Linked DNA regions of Homo sapiens: region 2 is linked to region 1. The links are chromatin loops, found by intact Hi-C in ENCODE. Cell type or tissue: PC-9. All regions are shown on one strand. Region 1 overlaps TOM1L2 (target of myb1 like 2 membrane trafficking protein). Region 2 overlaps RAI1 (retinoic acid induced 1).

The links. Hi-C counts contacts between places; a loop is a spot of excess contacts. Peaks named below come from ENCODE experiments on the same cell type or tissue, not always from the same donor. Only the 100,000 strongest peaks of a DNase experiment are listed, where the experiment ranks them.
Region 2: it touches region 1 in a loop (4-fold over the local background); 14 of 110 quality-filtered maps call a loop at or near these places.

Annotation. Positions count from the first base shown.
Region 1 is chr17:17,858,874-17,861,373 of GRCh38, forward strand. The region is part of intron 12 of TOM1L2 (target of myb1 like 2 membrane trafficking protein); the gene reads right to left. Among named protein-coding and RNA genes, the nearest start is that of SREBF1, 23 kb to the left of the region's middle. RefSeq lists enhancers at 1-452, 1,226-1,275. In PC-9, CTCF peaks have their summits at 1,516 (motif pointing left) and 1,715; a DNase peak (open chromatin) is centred at 1,552.
Region 2 is chr17:17,728,708-17,731,207 of GRCh38, forward strand. All of the region lies in intron 2 of RAI1 (retinoic acid induced 1), which reads left to right. Among named protein-coding and RNA genes, the nearest start is that of RAI1-AS1, 36 kb to the right of the region's middle. RefSeq lists silencers at 948-1,242, 957-1,155, 1,185-1,244. In PC-9, CTCF peaks have their summits at 1,151 (motif pointing right) and 1,350; DNase peaks (open chromatin) are centred at 34, 334 and 1,134; H3K4me3 peaks cover 913 bases; H3K27ac peaks cover 842 bases.

The DNA.
Region 1 (2,500 bases):
CCCGGCCCTAATTTTTGCATTTTTATTAGAGACAGGGTTTCACCATCTTGGCCAGGCTGTTCTTGAACTCCCACCTCGGCCTCCCAAAGTGCTGGGATTACAGGCGTGAGCCACTGCGCCCAGCCCTGGGATGACCTTTTCTTGACTGACTTGGTTGGATTTGATTTGTAGAGGTGCGGCTACACGATTTTCTCCCATTCATTTTATTTTATTTATTTTTGAGACGGAGTTTCACTCTTCTTGCCCAGGCCCGAGTGCAATGGCATGATGTCGGCTCACTGCAACGTCCGCCTTTGGGTTCAAGCGATTCTCCTACCCCAGCCTCCTGAGTAGCTGGGATTACAGGCATGTGCCACCATGCCCAGCTAATTTTGTATTTTTAGTAGAGATGGGGTTTCTCCATGTTGGTCAGGCTGGTCTCGAACTTCCGACCTCACGTGATCCGCCCGCCTCGGCCTCCCAAAGTGCTGAGATTACAGGCATGAGCCACTGTGCCCAGCCTTCCCCTTTTTTATTGTGTTCTTAATTTCTCCCTTGGCCTCGTTTTCATTTCGAGGTCAGCATGGCTTGGGATGGGACAAGGTAACCTGAAATGCTGCAGGTGGGCAAGAATATGTGTAGACACACACAGACACACACAGCCCACATGCTCTGCTGCCCTGTATCGCTAAGGCTGTGGCCATGGCATTGCCCCATGGAGCAGCAAACATGAAAAGCAATCTGATGGCCGGGCATGGTGGCTCACATCTGTAATCCCGGCACTTTGGGAGGCCAAGACGGGCAGAGTGCCTGAGGTCAGGAGTTCGAGACCGACCTGGCCAATATAGTGAAACCCTGTCTCTAGTAAAAACACAAAAATTAGCCGGCTGTGGTGGTGGGCACCTGTAATACCAGCTACTCAGGAGGCTGAGGCAGGACAATCGCTTGAACCTGGGAGAGGAAAGCTGCAGTGAGCCAAGATCGCGCCACTGCACCCCAACCTGGGCGCCAGAGCGAGACTCCATCTCAAAAAAAGCAATCTGCCTACTGCTGGGTGGAAAACCTGCTGGAGTCATCAGGACCTTTGAAAACAGGGAGCTAGTCCAAGCCACACACACAAAGGGTGAAGGGCGGGAAGTCACTCACATCTCCTGGGCTCAGACCCAGGCCTGGGCGCTGATAATGGCAGGGGTGCAGCAGGACACACCCTGGCATGGACAAGGCAGGTCCTGGACCCAGAGTGAGGGACAAATGAGGTCAGCCTCATAGGGGCACAACAGGGCTGCTCCCAGTGCAGGCCAGGGTTGGCCACGAGGAGGGGATGTCCTCACCAGGCAGTATCCTGGTAGGCCCCTGGCTGGGCTCTCTAATGCCCACGCTGGGGCAGGTGGGAGGACATTCTAAGTAATGGGAGAATCAGAGCCATGAGCACTGCATTGATTTTGAGTGTCCCAGTCTCAGGGGTTCAGGTGGCACTGCCCACTCCTGTGGAAAGGCACGGCACTGAGGACCCAAGGCAGCCAGCTGGCTCTTCTGCGCCCTCTGGTGACCAGTGCAGAGGGATGCATGCCCTCAGATCCACCAGGTGAAGACCAGCATGGATGAGGGAGTGAGTCCCTTCCCCCAAGAAGGAGCATCCCGTGGAAACCAGCACTGCTGCCTGCCTGGGCCCATTGGACAGGGGCTTCAGAAGGCTAAAAATTGGGACCCAGTAAGCAAACAGCCCTTTGCAAACCTTCCTGTCCAGTGGACAGATGATCACTGCCCTCTCTAGCCCAGCTGGGGGACCCAGACAGGAGTTCCAGCTGTTGTCGGCAGCTATTCCAAGGACCCTCCTCCTCCCTGCCCCTGCAAACAGACGTGCATTCATACACATTTCTTTGTTAGGCAAAAACAAAAATCTCATGAGAAGCATTAAGACACACATTCTTTCCCCTTCAGTAATCCGAAATTGTACAGAAAGCATGGTTATGTTTGGGGAGGCCCAAACACATACCATTCCCTCCACTTCACTGTGCCGCACCCCCTCACCGCCACAGGACACCCTCCCAGCCACCACCCAACTGCACCAGCTCTGTAAACAAACCCTGGCTCTCGAGTGCCTTCTAATGGGGTTGGTACTGCTCTGCTAGGCCAGTGACAAATGGCCATCAGAGATGTGGCTCGGGTCAGCATTGTCCTTCCTGGTGCAGGCCATGGTTTTATCAGAGCACTGACCACCCTGTGGCACTGTAACAGGTGACCATAGGAGACTTGTGCCTGGAGAACTTGGGGCCACTGTGGTAGGAACAGCAGGGGTTCTGGAAATGGACACTAATCCTAGGATTGGAACCCCAGCTTGCTGTCTGCTCTCTGGGTGTCTCAGCCTGTCTCCCACCTGCCTGGGACTGTTTTCTCTTGGGTGGATTGGGAAGCTCATGTGTGGCCTCATCTCACGGGGTGAGGTGAAGACTCAATGAGGCACTACCTGGGTTCCACGGGGTGTCCCCCGTGGGTCTCTCCCCCAGGGTGTCCCTGCCCC
Region 2 (2,500 bases), 130 kb before region 1:
TGAGCTTGTTGTTTGCACAGATCCTGCAAGTCAGCGCTTGTGGTTCCAGTTTTACAGAGAAGTGACATGCTTGAGGTCATGCAGCCAGGAGTTGGGAGCCCCAGATTGGACCCAGTCCTCTGACCCCGAGGCCCAGATGCCCTTCATAGCTCCTAGCTGCCCCCAGATTCCCACCATGAGCCCCTACCTCTGCAGGACCCCTGGGAGGCTGGGGCCTACCATGACAAGAACTTCTCCATGGCGCCCCTGAGGTGGTTCCTTGCTGAGGTCCGAGCAGCACAGGGCTGGGCGGCTGTGATGTCCATTCACGTGGGGAGCTGGGTGACTCACTAGCCTGGAGCAGCCTTGGGCTGACTCAGGTCACCTTTGCCAACCTGGGCAAGGCCTGCCTCGCCCCACCTTGCTCCTCCCCAACACTGGCTCATGGTTCCACAGCAGACCAGCCACAGGTGCCCCGTGAGGCTCAAGACACTGTATCCACACTGCTGGGTACCTGTGCCATGTCTTTTCTGGAAGGAGTCTGGGCCTGGTCACGCTGGGCCTTGCCTGGTTATCTGTCTGCTGTAAGCCTTGTAAGGACTACGGTGGTAGAAAAGAGTAGTGGTAACAATAAACCAGACGACCCTCCACCTCCACCCCAGCATCAGGTGTTGCGGGGTTCACAAGCGTGGCAGATCTCAGCATTTGTGGGACCTGCCTGCTGCCATACCTCTGCCCACTCCCATCCACCCATGTGCCACCTCTGTGTTCCCTGAGCCCAGCTTCTCCGAGAGGAGGAGACCCACTGTGGCTTGGCCACACCCAGAAGCAAGTGAGATCGCTGGCCACGAGTGGGGGCTTTTTCTGCTTCTCTGAGCCTCAGTTTCCCCTTTGTATAATGGGGATGATAGCTTTTTCCGGAGAGGACTGACAAGAGAGTAAGGAAAACCAGGTCAAGTTTGTTCAAGTGCCTGGCAGCCCTGGAACGCACACAGAGGCCCATTTGTGCATTTGTGCAACTGTCCATCCGTTCAGGGCACTTGTGTGTTGCCACAGGCCTTGGGTTTGCTGGCTTCTGGGGAGGGACACACACTGTCACATTTCAGTGCTTTCTAGGAGACAGTCTGGGGCTCAGGTGACTGTCATCTCAGCATGAGCCTCTAGGGGGCAAAGATGCTCACTGGACCCACCTGAGGCTATGTTAGCAAAGGTAGAGTGGGAGAAGGGAGAGATGTTTCTGCTGGGGTAGGTCCTAGTGAGATTTGCTGAACCTGGTCCCACATCTTAGCAGGAGCCAGAAACAGTATCACGAGGCATCAGAGGGGCGGGCAGAACAGGAAGTCAGCATCCACCTGTTCCCCAAGGCAGAACTGGGAGAGAGGCAGGCAGATGTTCACTCATTCCACAAAAAGCCCTTTGCACTGAAGCAGGCAGAGAGACCCTGCCTGCGCTGGGTCATCCCTGCAAGATGCCACCTTTCAGGAGAACAGTTTTTGTGATGTTGGTATCTGCCTTCCTCCTAAATATCCCCTTCCTGCCCTTCCCAGGGCCTGAAATGCTTCCGTTAGTCACTGCCGAGGTCAGAGCATGGAAGGCCCTGATTAAAATGCAAACTGTTACTTGGAGGAGTGATCAGAAGATGAACTCATGTTTGCATAATGCAGAGGCCACCCACCCCTAGGCCCCGCAGGGCCGGGCAGGCAGTGCTGATGGGGTTGTGGTGGCTGCCTGGCCCTCATGGGGCGCGGTAGCTCAGCTCTGCCAGGGCAGCCCATGGGGATGCAGCCCATGGCGCCTGTTGCCCACTGTCTCAGGAACAGGATTAGATGTTGACATGACACTTCCTGGTCTGTATATGTTGTCACCTAATTCAGCAGCACCCCTACGACCAGATTTAGACCTGGGGCCACTAGTGCAGCCTCCTGGCTTCAATGCTGCTGCCCAGTGATCACTGTGACCATCCTGCAATACAAGTGGGGCAGGGACGGCAAAGCTGGGGCTCCCAGAGGGGAGCTCCCCTGCCCAAGTCTAGGCCAGTGAGGCCCTGCCAGGGCTGAGGTGTCATATGAGGTGCTGTCACCAGACTGGGGGACCGAGGCACAAGATGAGACTTTGTTGGCCCAGGAGGGTAGGCTGGAGGAGGCCTTTCCAAGTGTGGCACGGGGCGGAGAGGCAGAGAAGCTTTGCCGGTGTCACTCTTCTGTGGGTGTCCCAGCCACAGGGGCCTTACTTCGGGCCCACTCGCAGCCTGGGACCTTGGGCTAGAGTCCCTGAGTGGCCGAGAGAGAGCCCTTTCTAGGAAGCAGGGCAGGCGATGCCCAAGGAGGCAGGCTCTGCAGGAGCTGGGAACTGCCAGAGCATCAGGCATGGTGCCAGCCTGGTATGCTTCTCATACCCACCCAGCCCTTGGTAGCCCTCCTAGAGGTGAGGACGTGGGAGCAGAGGGGCCACACACATAGGGTGTCGGGACCAGCCTGAACCGGGTCAGCCTGACCCTGCACTTGGGGTGCCTGGCGGCCAG